Regions from separate parts of the Mus musculus genome. Here region 2 is linked to region 1. A link is a loop called in an ENCODE intact Hi-C map of the cell type or tissue named here. Cell type or tissue: left cerebral cortex. All regions are shown on one strand. Links, peaks and the distances in the headings refer to the core of each region. The heading gives the core; the rest is flanking DNA. Region 1 has its middle 13 kb from the start of Six3. Region 2 holds the start of Slc3a1 (solute carrier family 3, member 1).

Region 1 (8,804 bases), core at 384-8,383:
GAGGAGGAGGAGGAGGACGAGGACGAGAAGGAGGAGGAGGAGGAGGAGGAGGAGGAGGAGGAGAGAAAAGAAGGGAAAAGAGAAGAAGAGCCCTGCCCTCCACCACCCTCCTACCGCAAACCATTTTGGAGTCCTTCCACATGCGTTGTTATGTACTCTGTAGTTAAGGGCCACCAAACCAGCTGTGTACTTAAGGACAGCGACTTCACTATTGGGAGGGGTAGCTTCCTCACCCATTAGATGGAGACCGGAGGGCTTCCTAAGGTCCCTTTATCTCTAACACTTAATGAACCCACTCAGTTCATTAGCCAAAAGCTGGCTGCGTTACCAGAGTGGGGCATTGGCTTCACCACCAGACCATGCAGCATGTTTAAGAAACAAGGTTCTCACACAATACAATGTTCTTTACTTCTTTCTGAACAAGCTGTTCCCAGACTCCATGTTGTCTGTGTCTTCTCTCTAGCCTTGAAAACTCCCAGTCAAGATCTACGCCTTCTTTGGGGCTCCCTCTTCATAGTTTGGATCAGTACTTTCTTTTCTTTTCTTTTCTTTTTCTTTTTATTGGATATTTTCTTGATTTACATTTCAAATGTTTTCCCCTTTCCAGGTTTCCCCTTCAGAAAGCCCCTAATCCATCCCTCCTCCCCCTGCCTCTATAAGGGTGCTCTGCTCTCCACCCACCCACTCCTGCCTTCCCGCCCTGGCATTCCCCTACACTGGGGCATTGAACACCCTCAGACCCAAGAGATGCTCCTCCCACTGATGTCCAACAAGGCCATCCTCTGTCACATATGCTGCCAGAGTATCCCTCCATGTGTACTCTTTGGTTTGTGGTCCAGTTCTTGGGAGCTTCAAGGGGTCTGGCCAGTTGACATTGTAGCTCCCCCCATGGGGCTGCAAATCCCCTCTGCCCCTTTAGTTCCTGCTCCAACTCCTCCATTGGGGACCCTGAGCTCAGTGCAATGCTTGGCTGTGAGCATCCGCCTCTGTATTTGTCAGGCTCTGGCAGAGCCCCTGAGGAGACAGCCATATCAGGCTCCTGTCAGCAATCACTTCTGGGCATCCACAATAGCTTCCAGGTTTGGTGTCTGTGTATGGGATGGATCTCCAGATGGGGCAGTCTCTGGATGGCCTTTCCTACAGTCTCTGCTCCACACTTTGTCTCTATATTTCCTCCTCTGAGTATTTTGTTCCCCCTTCTAAGAAGCACTGAAGTATCCACACTTTGGTCTTCCTTCTTCTTGGTCTTCATATAGTCTGTGAATTGAATCTTGGGTATTCCAAACTTTTAGGCTAATATCCACTTATCAGTGAGTGCATACCATGTGTGTTCTTTTGTGACTGGGTTACCTCACTCAGGATGATATTTTCAAGTTCCATCCATTTTTTATGTTTTTGTTTGTGTTTGTTTGTTTGTTTGTTTGTTTTTTGAGACAGGGTTTCTCTGTATAGCCCTGGCTGTCCTGGAACTCACTTTGTAGACCAGGCTGGCTTCAAACTCAGAAATCTGCCTGCCTCTGCCTCCCAAGTGCTGGGATTAAAGGCGTGCACAACCACTGCCCAGCTTCAAGTTCCATCCATTTGCCTAAGAATATCATGAAGTCGCTGTTTGTAATGGCTGAGTAGTATTCCATTGTGTCAATGACTACATTTTCTGTACCTATTCCTCTGTTGCAGGACATCTGGGGTTGTTTCCAGCTTCTGACCATTATAAATAAGGCTGCTATGAAAATAGTGGAGCATGTGTCCTTGTTATATGTTGGAGCATCTTCTGGGTATATGCCCAGAAGTGGTATAGCTGAGTCCTCAGGTAGTACTGTGTCCAATTTTCTGAGGAACTGCCAGACTGATTTCCAGAGTGGTTGTACCAGCTTACAATCCCACTAACAATGGAGGAGTGTTCCTCTTTCTCCACATCCTTGCCAGCATCTGCTGTCACCTGAGTTTTTGATCTTAGCCATTCTGACTGGTGTGAGGTGGAATCTCAGGGTCATTTTGATTTGCATTTCCATGATGACTAAGGTTGTTGAACAATTCTTTAGGTGCTCCTCAGCCATTTGAGTTTCCTCAGATGAGAATTCTCTGTTTATCTCTGTTCCCCATTTTTTTAAAGATTTATTTATTTATTATATGTAAGTAAGTACACTGTAGCTGTCTTCAGACACTCCAGAAGAGGGGGTCAGATCTTGTTACAGATGGTTGTGAGCCACCATGTGGTTGCTGGGATTTGAACTCTGGACCTTCGGAAGAACAGTCGGGTGCTCTTACCCACTGAGCCATCTCACCAGCCCTGTTCCCCATTTTTTAAATAGGGTTATTTGTCTCTCTGGAGTCTAACTTTTTGAGTTCTTTGTATGTATTGGATATTTAGCCTTCTGTCAGATGCAGGACTGGTAAAGATCTTTTCAGCAAAATTCTGGGTCCTGTTTACATAGCCAGTCTGTTAGTTTATGTCTTCTTGTTGGGGAATTGAATCCATTGACATTAAGAGATATTAAGGAATAGTGATTGGTGCTTCCTGACATTTTTTTATGTTATTTTTATGTTTGTGTGGCTATCTTCTTTTGGGTTTGTTGAAAAGTTACTTTCTTGATTTTTCTAGGGTATAGTTTTCCTCCTTGTGTTGGTATTTTCCATCTATTATCCTTTGTAGGGTTGGATTTGTGGAAAGATGTTGTGTAAATTTGGTTTTGTCATGGAATACTTTGGTTTCTCCATCTATGGTGATTGAGAGTTTTGTTGGGTATAATAGCCTGGGCTGGCATTTGTGTTCTCTTCGGGTCTGTATGACATCTGCCCAGGATCTTCTGGCTTTCATAGTCTCTGGTGAGAAGCCTGGTGTAATTCTGATAGGTCTGCCTTATATGTTACTTGACCTTTTCCCCTTACTGCTTTTAATATTATTTGTTTTGTGCATTTGATGTCTTGAGTATTATGTGACTGGTGGAATTTCTTTTCTGGTCCAGTCTATTTTGGAGTTCTGTAGGCTTCTTGTATGTTCATGGGCATCTCTTTCTTTAGGTTAGGGAAGTTTTCTTCTATAATTGTGTTGAAGATATTTACTGGCCCTTTAAGTTGATAATCTTCATTCTCATCTATATGTATTATCCTTAGGTTTGGTCTTCTCATTGTGTCCTGGATTTCCTGGATGTTTTGAGTTAGGAGCTTTTTGCATTTTGCATTGTCTTTGATTGTTTTGTTCATGTTTTCCATGAAATCTTCTGCACCTGAGATTCTCCTCTCATTTATCTCTTGTATTCTGTTGGCATCTATGGTTCTTGATTTCTTTCCTAGGTTTTCTATCTCCCTTTGTGATTTATTTATTGTTTCTACTTCCATTTTTAGATCCTGGATGGTTTTGTTCAATTGCTTCAACTGTTTGGTTGTGTTTTCCTGTAATTCTTTCAGGGTTTTTGTGTTTCCTCTTTAAGGGCTTCTACCTGTTTAGCATTGTTCTCCTGTATTTCTTTAATTGAGTTATTTATGCCCTTTTTAATGTTCTCTATCATCATGATGAGATGTGATTTTAAATCAGTTTCTTGCTTTTCTGGTGTGTTGGGGTATCCAGCTCACTGTGGTGGGAGAACTGGGTTCTGATGATGCCAAGTAGCCTTGGTTTCTGTTGCTTATGATCTTGTCCTTGCCTCTTGCCATCTGGTTATCTCTGATGTTAGCTGGTCTTGCTGTCTCTGACTGTGGCTTGTCCTTCCTGCAAGCCTTTGTGTCGGTGCTCCTGGGAGACCAACTCTTTCTGGGAGGAATTTGTGTATGGAGAGCTGTGGCACAGGGTCAGCTCCAGGGTGCAGACAGAAACCGGGAGAATCCTGTCCCCAGCTGTTCCTTACTTCCTGTGTCCTGATGGCTCTAGACTTGGGCCAGGAATTTGAGCAGAAGTGGTGGTCTTACCTGTGCTCACAGGCATGTTAGTACTCTTGGGATTCTGGCTCTCTCCCAGCGATATTTGGGTATGGAGAGCTGTAGCACAGGGTCAGTCCTGAACCTGGCACAGGGTCAGTTCCAGGCTTCAGTACTTTAAATGATAACTCTGGTGTTGCTTTTGGGCAAAGGTCTGGGATGCCATCAGCTGACCCCTTGCGTGTACCATAGAGTCCAGCATTCAGCAAGCAGTGATGGCTTCCCTCCAGACAATCACTGAGGAAGAGAGCCGCAGTGTGGGAGAAAGAAGCATCAGAGTGCTGCTTACAGGCAGAGGTAAGCGCTAGAAAGGGGGACCCAAGTTGCACACGCCAGGGCAGAAAGTCTTATTAAAGCAAAGCTTAGTGTTTCGCAAGTTATTTTAACCCGAGTGTGTGTGTGTGTGTGTGTGTGTGTGTGTGTGTGTGTGTGTGTGTGTGTGTGTGCGTGTGTGTGTAAAATAAAACAGTTTACAAGAATCTGGGTGAGGAGTAACTTGCATCCCCCTCACCGCGGCAACCAGCTCAGACATCTCTCGCCACGGCCGCGAGGTGGCAGCAAAAACCCGCTAATGTTCAGGCATCCATCCAGACCCGGAGAAGGACTGAGAGCCCTGGGAACTTTTTTTTTTTTTTTTTTTTTGGATGTTCCTTGAGATATAGGGAAAACTCGTTTTTTCGGGTCTCCAGATAATAAAAGTTCAAATATTATATGGAAACTCCTTCTCTCCAAACCTGCACCCCTCTGGGCTCTCCCTGTCTTCCCATCTCCAGGAAACCCATCCAGTCTCCTGTCTCCTCTGGTCCTTTTTTGGTGTCAGGTATTGGACTCTGGCAGCATCCAGGCCTGCCTTCACCCTTTCCCAGTTGCTTCTTTCCATTCCTGAGAATGACACTGGAAGCTGAGCCGCCTAAATAATTGTTCCTTTGATCTCTCTCTCTCTCTCTCTCTCTCTGCCTCTGCCCCACTCTCTCTCAGGACATGGACGCTGGACAATTACAAGGAGTTAGCTTCGGAAGGTGACAACTGAGTGTCGGGCCAGGAGACCCCGGGGTACAGTGGAAACCTCAGAGTAAAAAACCCAGAAACTTGGGTTCAACTTCTGTCCACTCTGGGATTCAAAACCACCCTTACTTCATAACATGTTCTCTAAACCTACACTTCCAGTGAAGGGTTGCTGCCTTCTAGAAAGTCTTTCTGAAATTCTTGTGGCTACAAACCAGAAAGACTGGGCCCTGGGCCTTCTCTATCCCTGGATGCAGTCAGCCAGGCTGAGAAACAGTTTGCAGAAAGCTGGGTGTACAGAAGCTGGGCCGAGCTCAGACCCAGATTCTCCTAGGTTGCTGGGAGTCTGGTAAGTCCTGAGTTTCCTGCCCCACCTCCGACCCACCTCTGACCCTCTAGCCCTTGGCAGGAGCCATACTCCTAATTACTTACTGCACTAGCCTAGTCAGCCACCTCAGTGACTGAGGACGCCCCTCCGGAGTGCCCATCCAAGCACCTCCTCCAGGATGTCCCTGCACAGTGGAATTAAGGCAGAATGAGTGGTCATGGAAATAGACCCACTGAGGAGTCTTACTCTGGGTAGGAGGTGGCTTGTCAACACTCCCCTCAGGCCAACTTATGGGGGCAGGGGGAGCTGTCACTCTCCATATTTCTTGAAGTCACAGGGAGTAGAGACCCAGGACCATTGCATTATAAGCCATAAGCCCGCAAACCAGTGACAACCTCTGAGGATGGTCCTTTGAGCTTTCACTAAGGCTGTTTTGGCTGCTCAGTGGATATGGGGTCAAGACAACATAGCTTGCTGGAACCTTGTACCTAACCTCATGTGACCTTCCCACTGACTCAACTGTCAGCTTCTCCACACCCCATGGGCAACTCCCTACAGTCACCAGGAACCAGTCCTGCCACGCTGCTCCTCCTGGAGCCACTGCTCCATCCACACCCGAGGCCTCACGATGCCTGCCTGGAATCCCTCCACTGAGTCCAATCCATTTGTCTGGATCAATGTTGTCCTTTCCCCTCTCCATCCCCGTGCATCCTGTGTGCACCTGTTTTCTCAACTGTCCCTTCCACCTTGAAGGTAAGCCTGAATCTCACTTGGCCCTCCTCTCTCGGTTCTTACAGAACGTAGGTGATATTTGTAGACTGAGCCGGATGCCCAGCCTACGTGCTGTTGAATGAAATCCTAGGCACACCTGTATGTGGGTGTGTCCCCTGAGTAAAATGCATATTTACCTTACTCACGCAACACGAATCAGGATCACACATATCCACTTCATACACTATTGAGTTCAGCCCACTGGGGTACTCCAACACATCAAGCCAAGGTCTGTCCTCTCTACGAGTGGAGCCAGCTCCAGTGAGCTAGGGCCTTAGTAGGAATGGCTGCTTTTAGCCCCTTGCTGGGGGCTCTTGAAACATCAAGTCCTAAATAGGTGTGTAGTAGCCAGTCTCTTGCAGGGCTACATTCCCCCTCAACATGAGTAAAGTGCTTGGGGCAAGACACTCCCTGACCTATTCGCTCTTGCTTTCAAATTTACTTGTCTTAAGTGCCAGCAAAGGATCTTAGAAATCTGTTTACTGGGCTACTGGTAACCCTAGGAAGAAAGACTGGGGTTGGGACATGGAGTGTGTAAGGGCAGCTGTGTGACAGTGGTCAAGTCATTGTTCTTTCTTTTTCTTAGTTTCACCAGATCTTCACTTCTAATCAAAGCCTCTTAGGTTCAGAAACATCCAGAAAGAGGTAGGTAGTTGTGGCTGCAACCTGGAGTCACCGCTTTCCATCCCCCTGATCTGTCTCAGCTGGACCTGGCCAGGGTGCAGAGGAGGTGAGGGCAGGCAGGGGCCATGACACTCTATGTCTGCAGAGGCTAAGCGTGCAACCCTGCTCATAATTACCACGCTCACTCATTAAAAGACCTCGCTAAGAATGTCAGTTGAATAATAGTCACAGATTAATTATGATGGTAAATACTCATCTCAGAATCAAACAGACTCAAGCCTGCTCAGGTCTGGAAGGGCTCCAGGCCACCCTCAGACACAGGCTGGACTGTCGCCTGAAGCAGCCCAGGCTTCAAGGAGCAAGAAGATAGGCCATGCTATGCTATAACCACATTCCCAGGAGTCAGGCTTGGAGAGGCCAGGCTGGACCACAGCGCCCCCCAGCTGTCTGAAAGAAGAAAGGCAGTCTGAGCCAAAGACTGGGGGCAGGGGGTGGGGGGAGCTCAGGGGACTGATTGTCTTGCACACATCAGTCCTTACATCCAGACCTTACCTCCTGCCTTATTTGTAGATGCCTGGGCACCTCCTCACCCCCACCCCACCCTACCCCACCAACAGTCCCTTCACATCCAGAGATTTAAAAGCCTCAGGGCACTCATCCCCGCCCCAAGCCCCACCTTTATCTTTAGTCACCTGTGTTCTATGTACAATGTGCTGGTTTCTCAGCCAGTGCGAGTCTTATCCCCTCCTGCTCAGATAAATCCTTCTACCTACCCTCTCCTCTCTGACCAGTCAGGGGGTCTTCTGGGTGCCGCGGGGTGAACACAGCCAGAGGAGATGTAAACACACGTGTACAGGCCCCGTCTGTCATGCCGGGTTTTTGACACTTTTGGTAAAATCCCGAGGGTCTGAATTAGCTTCCTTTGGGTTTAAGCTCCACCCCCTTTTCCTTACAGACCATGCTTATATAATGCAACGCGAAGGCGGTACAGGCATATTTGCGAAATGTGGTTAGGTCAAATGCGCTTCTGTGTGAAGAGCGAGGCCTGCAACCACTGTAAGGAAGCGTCTGTCTGCTTGTCTGTCTGCTCACCGCTTGCAGGAGAGAGGGGATATGGGGCGCTCCGTGGTGAGGCTGTCGCCAAGGGCAGGAAATACTCCATTCAGTTCCCAAGTCAAGCTGGCCCTGCGGCGGGTGCTCCCTCAGACACTCTGAGGGTCTGCTAAGCTGTGCAGTGCCACAGCGGCACATTTCCTCCACCCAGCCAGCTTGGTCCAGCTGGTTTCTCTAGAGTTTAAGTATTCTGGTCCTTTTCTGCCTTTCCTAACTCTTCTTACTTTCTTTCTCTTTACTTTGTTGTTGTTGTTGGTGGTGGTGGTGGTGGTGGTGTGTGTATGTGTGAGAGTGAGTGTGTGTGTGTGTGTGTGTGTGTGTGTGTGTGTGTGTGTTTTGACAGTGTCACTATAACCAGGCTACCCTTGAACTTGTGGTAACCCCCCTGCCTCTGCCTGGGTTACAGCCATATGCCTGGCTCCTCTTTTTGTTTGTTTGTTTGTTTGTTTGTTTGTTTGTTTGAGTTCACCTCTCTTCTCTCTTCAGTCAATATTCTCACTGTCACCTCTCTCTGCGATGTCCCTCCATGCTGCTGTGCTTTCTTCCTTTGCAGAACAGCATGCCTAGGCACCTAGGTGAGGGGAGTTTCAGAACAGGTAATTCTGCTCTACTCCCAATAGGAGTCCCGTTCAGCTGAGGGTGTTTATAGTGTGTCCTGTCTTCTCTAAATCTCTAGCTGTCTGCTGTGATTTGTAGGGAGGCCCTCTGGAAGTGGATACATCTAAGAGAAGTGGTCTCTGGGGGCCCAGACAGAAGGGCAAGTGACTACAGGGTGGAGTTACCATTTTTGGGTTGGCTCCTATGTCACTGGGTGTCTGAAGTTTCCTTCAATAACCTCTGTCTTCATGACTATGCCACAGTTGTGTTCTTTAAATGAATGGGCCATACTTCTGCAGCCTCTCTCATGTATAAACTTTTGGTGAGTCACTGCCCTTCACATAGAGCAGACTGTGAGCTAGCAGTGTGTGGGTGCTAATGGTGTTTAACACAAGTGCAATTCTATCATGGTCTGAGTCTGGATAGCTCTGTGGGAGGAAGATTTTAAGAT
Region 2 (8,804 bases), core at 413-8,412, 600 kb after region 1:
CTTCTACCCTAACACTCCACAACAGTGGTTATAGAGTAGTTATCAAGCAGACACTATTCCTAACAACCACAGTACCAGCTAATGTTCTCAAGTCCAGGACAAGACCAAGTTAGGGAATAGACATTCCTAATGTATGTTCTTGAGACTGCTGCCCAGGCTCAAGACTCCTGAAGCAGATGAGAGAGAGAGAGAGAGAGAGAGAGAGAGAGAGAGAGAGAGAGAGAGAGAGAGAGAGAGAGAAAGAAACTGATAGTCTTCTGAAACAAAAGTCTAGTGACTTGAAGCCCCAGGACCATGGCTGATATCTCCTTCTAGAACAAAGCAAGGGGAGACTGCATGTCAGATTCTCTGGCTTGTCTCTCACCTCTGGTCAGTCTGCCATAGCTCAGCCTTAAACCTGAGAGTTGCTTGGGTTCTCTCTCAGGCCTTTTGTTCATGTCTTGATAAAGAGCAACTAGAAAACTTGGGGAGAAATGTGGCGGTGGTGGGGTTGCTCCACCTAAGCCCTTTTCTTTTTCATGGGAAGGCACTGTCACATAGCATCTGCGTTTCCATGGCCACTGGCCACAGTGAGTATTGGCTTCTATCTTTCACGGAAACTTCACCAGTTCACTGTGTGGGCCACCTGGACTTGACTCAAGATGACATACTGACTTTATGTCTAACCAACAAAAGATCACAGATAAGCAACCGGGAAAGAACTGAGGAAACCAGAAAGAAGCCCATCACAGAAATGGTGCCCAAGGGAGTGAATGTGGGAGATGCTCACCATCATCAACAGCTATGGAATCCTGCATCCATTACCTTCCTACATCCCTCACTTACAGACCACTGGTGCTCACCATCATCAACAGCTACGGAATCCTGCATCCCTTACCTTCCTGCATCCCTCACTTACAGACCACTGGCCACTAGATAAGAGCAAAGTTAGGAAATTAACAGGAGATTTTTATATCCACCCGAATGGCAAATACTGTAGCTTAGCACATCATTCTGCATGGGGGCTTCACATCTATTTAATTCAGGAAAATTTTGCTCCCAAGCCCCAAAGTAGGTTAATAAGCATGCTTATAACATGATTAATGAATAAGCTGAAAACAGTTCAACTGAAGAGTGATTAAGTTAACCATGTAATATCTACCTATTACATATACATACTACACATACATATTACATATATATGTACAATACATATAGTAATATGCAGCAGGAGAGTGTGTGAAGCATGGCTATCCAAAACTACAGGATAGGACTTTCCAAAAATGAGTAATGAAAGCCAGTTATACAAGGGTTAAAAAAAATTAACTATTAATAGCATGCATTATATGAGCGAAGCAAAGCCCTAGGTCCCACGTGATAGAAAGAGACAACTGACTCCCGCCCCTCTACCCCCACATAAATAATAAATTCAATAAAAGTTTAAGTAAAAAAATAAGTAAATAGTCCTCAACTTTCTAACTATAAATTAGCTCATCTAGAACTTCATATACATGGGGTATGAGATTCTTTAGAAAATGTTTTAACTTATTTATTTTATGCACATGGGTGTTTTGTCTACATGTATGTCTGTGCACTCTTCATGTGTCTGGTGTTCACAGAATCTGGAAGAGGGGATCAGGTCCTCTGAGACAGGAGCTATGTATGGTTGTGGGCTGCTATGGGATGCTGAGGCTTGGATCCAGGTACTCTGGAAGAGCAGCCAGTGCTTTGACAGCTGAGCCATCTCTCCAGCTGCAAAAATGGACTAGTAGTTCATTGAACTGCTGAGTAGTATGACATCCTATACACATACAAATATATATGTGTGTATATATATATATATATATATATATATATGTATATGCTAATGTATATGCTAACTTTTTAAGAGTTATTTTTATCTATGTGAATTCATGGTCATATGTATATATGTCATATGTGCATGGGAATGGAAGCTAGAGACAATGTCTGATACCCTAGGGCCAAAGTTACAGGTAGCTGTATGCTACCCAGTGTATATGCCGGGAACTGGCTCCTCTGGAAGAGCAGTCGATGCTCTTAACTGCTGTGCCACCTCTCCAGGTTCTGTGTTAGCTTTTTACATTAAGGAACCAGCCTTGCCTACAAGCGGAAGCTGATGGAAGGACAGGGAAAGTGGAGAGGAAGCAGCTGCCAAGTGCTGTAAACGAGCACTGGTCTGGTTCAAGGTGTGAGCAGTAAGATTTAAAAGCAGACTGTGGGTGGGGCTGGAGAGATGATCCTGAGTTCAAATCCTAGCAACCACAAAGTGGCTCCCAACCATCTGTAATGGGATCTGACGACCTCTTCTGGGTATGTGTCTGAAGACAGCTACAGTGTACTTACCTATAACAATAAAAAAATCTTAAAAAAAAAAAAAAGCAGACCGTGGGGGTGCACTGACTATATTTAGCGCTTAGTCCTTTCACCCACCACTTGCAGAGTGACTTCACTCTACAAGACAGGAACCAAAAGGTGGGGGGGGGGGAATAGACTGGATGAATTCATGAATGTAAGACCCTCAACAGACAGCCTGCACACGGTACGAGTTTACTAATGGCGATTTAACAAGGCGTAGTTTGTTAACAAGGAGATGGTTAGTTAGAGCAAGAAGCCTGCCAAGACCCGCTGCTGACTGCCATGAGCTGGTCCTGCACAGAGCCTGGTGGATGAGCTGTCACGGAGAGGGACGTCACATGGTCATGATGCGTGAGTGTGCTTAGCTGGAAAGCTGCTGTCCTCGGACCAGCAGAGTCACGGTGAGAGGAGGGAGGCTCCAGTGGGGCGAGAGTCTACAATAAACGACTTGGAAGAAGCAGGAAAGATACAGACCTGAGCAGGAGGATTGGAAGAAGCAGGAGAGAAACACACAATCAGGCAGGAGGACTGCTCCCGAGACAGGGCAGCCTTGCCTGCTGAACTGGAGTGTCTAGTGAGTCTGGGTTTCAGGGCCAGCGCATGGCATCTTGCTAGCACCGTCCTTCAGCATCGCTGCGGGGGTTGGTGGGACCCTGGCGGACGTCAAATCAGCAGGTGCTCAAGAGTCTTGTATAGAAATGGAGTGTTTGCGTATAGCTCTCACACGCTGTCTTTCGTGTTTCACATAATCTCTGTATTACTTTTACTACCTAACACAATGTAAGTGCTAAGTTGTAGCATTTTCAGGACTAATGATCAGCTAATGATCTTTAGCTATTTCGGCCCCTTCCTAAATATTTTTCAAGTGTATATATATATGTGTGTGTGTGTGTGTGTGTGTGTGTGTGTGTGTGTGTGTGTGTGTGTGTGTGTGTATGTGTATGTATGTGTGTGTATATATATATATATATATATATATATATATATATATATATATATATAATTTACAGTAGGTTGAACATGCAGATATAGAACCTGTCCCACACAATATTTTACACTAAAAGCTCATTCACTAAATCTAAAACTCGGGTTTAAATACATGTCTTAGGTTCGTATTTGCTAAATCTGGCCACTCGGAAAGAACAGTGTCTGACAGAAGGAGCAAGGAGGAGGAAGGGTGGCTTCTACCATCTCTGAGTAGCGTTTGCTGCTAAGGATGCTGGGGTAGGAAGGAGGCAGCAGGGAGCTGGAGGAGAATGAGACCATGCTGGCACCTGGACTCAGTCAATCTCCCAAGACAAGGTAGTGGGGATGATGACAATAGGGTGTGCCCAGGGGCTCAGGTACCAAAGGTCTGGGGAGAGAAAGTCATGAATGACTGTGTCTGTTTATGACACTGTCCAGCAGGTGTGTCAAAGAGGCAAAGGGCTCTGGAGAGTGCTAAAAGATAGAAAAAAAAGGAATGTTATTTTTCTACCTTTGCCCAGGAGACCTATGCTGGACAAGGTGGGGAGGGAGGGCAGAAGGGAAGGAGACACCAGTGAGAGAGAACCACGTACTAGAATACAGCCGTTCAACAATGATGTCACAAACCTAAAAGCTCTTGGGGCTTTTGTCTATTTCTAACTAACATTGTCTATTTCTAAACTAACTCCTTCGATGCTTTCCAACCTGAAGGGCTTCCCACTTGTCCAGCTCAGTGAGTCTAGAGCTGCCCACTCGCTGTCTGCTCCTCGGGTGTCCTTACCCAGTTGTTGGGAGGGGTGGTTACACCGTTGACATGGGTACAGTTGTGCCAGATGTAGTAATCGGTGTATTTTCCGCTCCGTGTCCTACTCGATTGGAACCAAGGATGTTTGTCACTAGTGTGGTTTGGTATGAAATCAATTATTAATTTTAAACCTAATGAGTGGAAACACATCAAACGTTAGGAACTGATTGCGTTAGAAGAATGCTGGTTAAGTGGGAGACTTTTCTCCTTGTGAATGGGAGGTGTGATGCCCTCTGCTTTCCTAGCCCCACCCCTCGTCCCCTTTACCTTTGTCATGGATGGCAGCAACCAAATTCTCAAAATCTTTCATTGTTCCAAAAATAGGGTCAATTTCTTTGAAATCCTCAACAGCGTATCTGAAGTCTTTCAAAGATGATTTATAAAAGGAAGTGATCCAAAGAGTCTTTATGTTTAAAGCAGTGATATAGTCCAGCTTCTCCTGGATACCTGAAGGGAGAGCCAAGGCCGTGAGCAAACACCTCTTTGTTTTTCAATTTGAAGAATTAAAAATAAAATGTGTGTGTGTGTGTGTGTGTGTGTGTGTGTGTGTAAATAAAGATGTTAGTGGTTTTAGGAAGCAAGCCTACCTCTCACAAATCACTGCTTCAAAGGAACAGCACATTGGACTTTTTCAATGAAAAGAAAATATTTTTCAATACTCAAAAACTTGAATTCACATATCCACTATGAAAAGAGAAAAAGGGATACGGGGTGGAGGCCAGAGAAACAGCAGCTTTAGAGTGCCTTTTATGACCCATGTGTGCTTTTGCATCCTATTCTTCTGCATCACCTAGCATCAGGCTGGCCTTGAACTCATAGACATCCACCTACTTCTGCCTCCCCAAGTGTTGGGATTAGGATTAATGTTTGAAAAGTACCGCCCCTCCCAAGGCAGCTTGCCACATGTGGCTATTGAGCAGTTGCAATGTGTCTCATCTGGGTTGGATGTGCTGGAAGGGAGGGCACATACCAGATTTTTAACACCTGGTACAAAGAGAAAGAATTTAATATGTGTCAATAGTGTCTTATGTTGATCTACTGATACAGAAAAAAAATTTCATTAAACAAAATATATTATTAAAATCAATTATCACCTTGGAAAACAACTAACCTTACACAGTGCTACTATAAAAATATAAAGAGGTTGGAATGGGTTGATACCTGGACTGGAGAAGAGCTGTCTGTGCAAGCTACCTTTTGTTAGCTCTGACCGTCTGGGGCAGAGGAGTTGATGAGCAAAGTTGTGGGCTGGAGTGTCACAGGGTAAGTGGGTCTCAGCATGGGAAATGATTAAGTAACTGAGCAAAGCAGCAAGAGCTATTATCTGGAACAGAGGAATCAGGCAGAACTGTGACGGGGAGGGAGAGGGTGTGTGCCAGAATCTGCCGGGTTCCATGTTCTCTCAGGCTGTCTTTACAGCAGTGGTTCTCATTCACTTATGTAGAACGGCTACACCAGAGATTCTAGGCATGCCGGAGGGACCTATGGAAGTGGGTTTTGTTTGTTTGTTTGTTTGGTTGATTTTTTGAGACAGGGTTTCACTGTATAGCTCTGGCTGTCCTGGAACTCACTTTTAGACTAGGCTGGCCTCAAACTCAGAAATTTGCCTGCCTCTGCCTCCCGCATGCTGAGATTAAAGGCATGTGCCACCACGCCCGGCTTGGAAGTTAAGCCCTATCCGTAGAACCTTGTGGGACGAAAGCTGCTGTGGCTTCTAGGTCATGGTCCTAAATGCAGATTCGAAGCCTCGAGGCAGTATTCTCTGTGTTTCCACTAGCCTACCTAAAGCATGCCACATCTAAGCAAGCAGGACGTCAAGAAGACTGAAGCACAAAGTCGCCTGACCCTGCCAGCACCTCCCTGGCAGAAGTGAAGACATTCTAGAGACACTCTTTGGTTATCAGACTATTGAGACAAAGTCCTTCAGAACTGACATTTTCCTCCAGAATCTCCTGTTGGGAGAAGGAAAAGACTGAAGCCCGTGACAGCCAGGGGAGGCGCTTGTTTCCAGGAAAGAAATTTCTCACAGCTCTGAGCACCTCGTCAGAGCCCCAGGATGACTGGGGCTGGACAGTGATGCATCAACTGGAGATGGCCACGCCTTGGCCAGGACTGCTTTGCTATGCATTTCTTCTGCCTTTTATTCCAGCCTACATTTCACGTCAAGAACTAGGGATTTCTTCCCAACCTGGCCATGTTCAATCAGTCTCTGCTTTTCTCTATCAGGAGGATCTAACTAACTGGCCTGTTGAGAATGGTTGCTGAGCCTGGCTGTTAGGGCTGCTCAGGCTGAGGCTCCGACTAAGAGCTCAAAGGATCTAGGCCCTTAAGCTGTAGCAGGGCAGGCTGCTCATTTGTGTTGTCTTTACAGTTGACTGTAACATTCCTGAGCATCAGCTGGCGACAGAAATATTTCTACTTAAACCAGAAGCAAGCACGGGGCTGAGCATGTAGGGGACCCTGGTGCAGAATGGATGCTCCAGCACAAGGAAGTGAGGAAGGAAGAAGACTGGGGTAGCTGGGGGCGGGGCTGTCGAGGGGCCGGGAAAACACACTACCAAGGGACTGAGTGATCCCAGTCCCACCTTTGGAGAGACAGAAGACAACACTAAAGCCAAAGCTGGGGTGATTTCCTCAGAATAACAGAACCCTTGAGCATAAGGAGCAGAACCTCCTGGAGGACAGGAATTCTGCTCCCCAGTGAAAAAGCAAAAAACGAACACACAGAGCTGTCTAGAAACTGCGTATTTGTGGGAACTTGGAAGACACCTAGGAGTGGGCTAGAGAGGCAGGACCAGGAGGTAGAAGTGTGTCCCTGGTTCTGGGTTGTCAAAATCCAACTTCACCAACACTTGCTGAGTAAGAGAGGCAACAGAAGCTCACAGAGGCCATAACCATCCAAAGTAGCAAGGGACCGTGATTAAGGTGGAAGATAAAGCCTAATCAAGGTGGCAGCTCTGAGTTGTGCCTCTGGGGACAGATAGACAGTGAGGATGGAGGCATTATTTTTTAGAGTGGAAAGGCTGCTGAAATAGGCCGGTGGTAGGCACAGCCCTGGGATCCACATCCACAGCACTGAGAGTGAGGAGAAAAAGTCAGAGAAAGGGAAACAACCGGACAGGGTACAAAAAGAAGCCTTTCATTAAGGAGGTGGGGGTGTGCTCACGCACTGACTCTACCACACCATCTTGGTTTCTTCTTCAAACAAATAATCATTGCAAGAAAAGAATTTCCTTCCTAGTTTATCTCTTCTTACTGCACGCCCTTTAAAAATATTCTCTCTCTCTGTCTCTCTCTCTCTCTCTCTCTCTCTCTGTGTGTGTGTGTGTGTGTGTGTTTAGTCCAGGATGTCCTGGAACTCATTACAAGCAGAGGGATAGCAACCAACTCTATTCTGTCCTAAACCACGGTGACCCAGCCAATCCAGTTTACGCCCACTGTCTAGCAGTTTCAATCTTAACATGACCGATGGAGCATTCAATTATAAGGATAAGAAATTACATATAGGACTTTTAGTTTAATTTTAAAAAATACAAAATTTTGGTTCTATTCTTCTACTACTATGGCTATTGCTGTGGGAAATCCATTATTAGGCAACAACTAACACACTGTTGGTTCTAGCTTGCTCTCCTCTCTCAGGATTGAAACTTGAAGAGTCTTCCCCTTCCGCAGACATCACATTTATATAACACGATGTATTTATTAATAAACTCTCAGCTAGACTACAAGCTGTGCCTGTGCCAGGAGAGCTAGTCTCAGATGAAACACGGAGCTACAAAATTTCAGGATCGACGAGTGAACATGTGCATGGGTTTAGTGGACGAGAGATTCAACAACCCCGTGGCTCTAAAGCCTTCAGCAGATAGCCTTGCATCAAGAGCAAGGCTTGCTGACTTCTGCTGCGTGGGGCTTGAATTAACTCCCAGGAAATGGGTGCCAGCCACCCTGGAATGTGCTTACAACACAAGCCAGGCACAGAATGGGGCCACAAACCACCCTCCACTAGTTGGTCCTGAGCGGCGAACACGCACCTTTCAGGTCTCCATTCCCATCCTTGTCACTGTCCTTAAAAGACCTCGGGTAGATCTGGTATATGGGACCTGCTTGCCACCAGTCAAGGCATTTTGGAGAGATGACGATGATGGCTATGGTGGCTCCAATGAGCAGGAACACGGAAACCACGGTGAGCCAGAAGAGGATCTCTCGGGGCACCCGGTAGCGAGCCTGGCCGGAGAACTGGAAGAGTACTTCCTTGGGCATCCCTGCATAGGGCCGCACCGCCTTTAGGTGAGGCTCCTCTGGAGCAGGGATACTCACGGCGTTGGGCTGTGGGGTGTCCCTGGAGCCTGGGTCTGGGTCCTGCTCCGGAATGTCTTCATTTTGGACAAACCCGTTATTGGTTCGGCATCCCTTCAAACTCATTTGGATGGGGTCTCTCTTGCCTTTGTCCTCATCCATGTCTACCCTGTGTAGCTCTTCCTGGTGCTTTCCAGCAGGGACAGAGGTAGAAAGGTGTCTTGCTGAGCGCTGTGCTTTGTTAATGAGCTTTGAATGGTTTATAAATAATCATGGCTGGACTTTGTCCAGCCAAGGAAGATTGCGTAAAGTTCAATAAAGGGGGTCGGGAGGAGGGGTGTGTGTGTGTGTGTGCAAAAATTATCTTTATACCGGGTGGCTG

Evidence for each region. A loop is a pair of places that touch in the nucleus more often than their neighbours do. Peaks named below come from ENCODE experiments on the same cell type or tissue, not always from the same donor. Only the 100,000 strongest peaks of a DNase experiment are listed, where the experiment ranks them.
Region 2: a loop joins it to region 1, with 4 times the contacts of the local background. A loop is called at or near these places in 6 of 42 quality-filtered maps.

Annotation. Positions count from the first base shown.
Region 1 is chr17:85,629,494-85,638,297 of GRCm38, reverse strand. No RefSeq gene overlaps it. Among named protein-coding and RNA genes, the nearest start is that of Six3, 13 kb to the right of the region's middle. In left cerebral cortex, for the core only: CTCF peaks have their summits at 4,467 (motif pointing right) and 7,066; a DNase peak (open chromatin) is centred at 4,467.
Region 2 is chr17:85,028,212-85,037,015 of GRCm38, reverse strand. It overlaps Slc3a1 (solute carrier family 3, member 1), which reads right to left and starts at 8,669. Exons shown (of 10, transcript NM_009205.2): 1 at 8,158-8,669; 2 at 4,394-4,573; 3 at 4,103-4,257. The coding sequence starts at 8,584. In left cerebral cortex, for the core only: no CTCF peak of the experiment used is centred there; DNase peaks (open chromatin) are centred at 2,757 and 3,554; H3K4me3 peaks cover 572 bases; H3K27ac peaks cover 338 bases.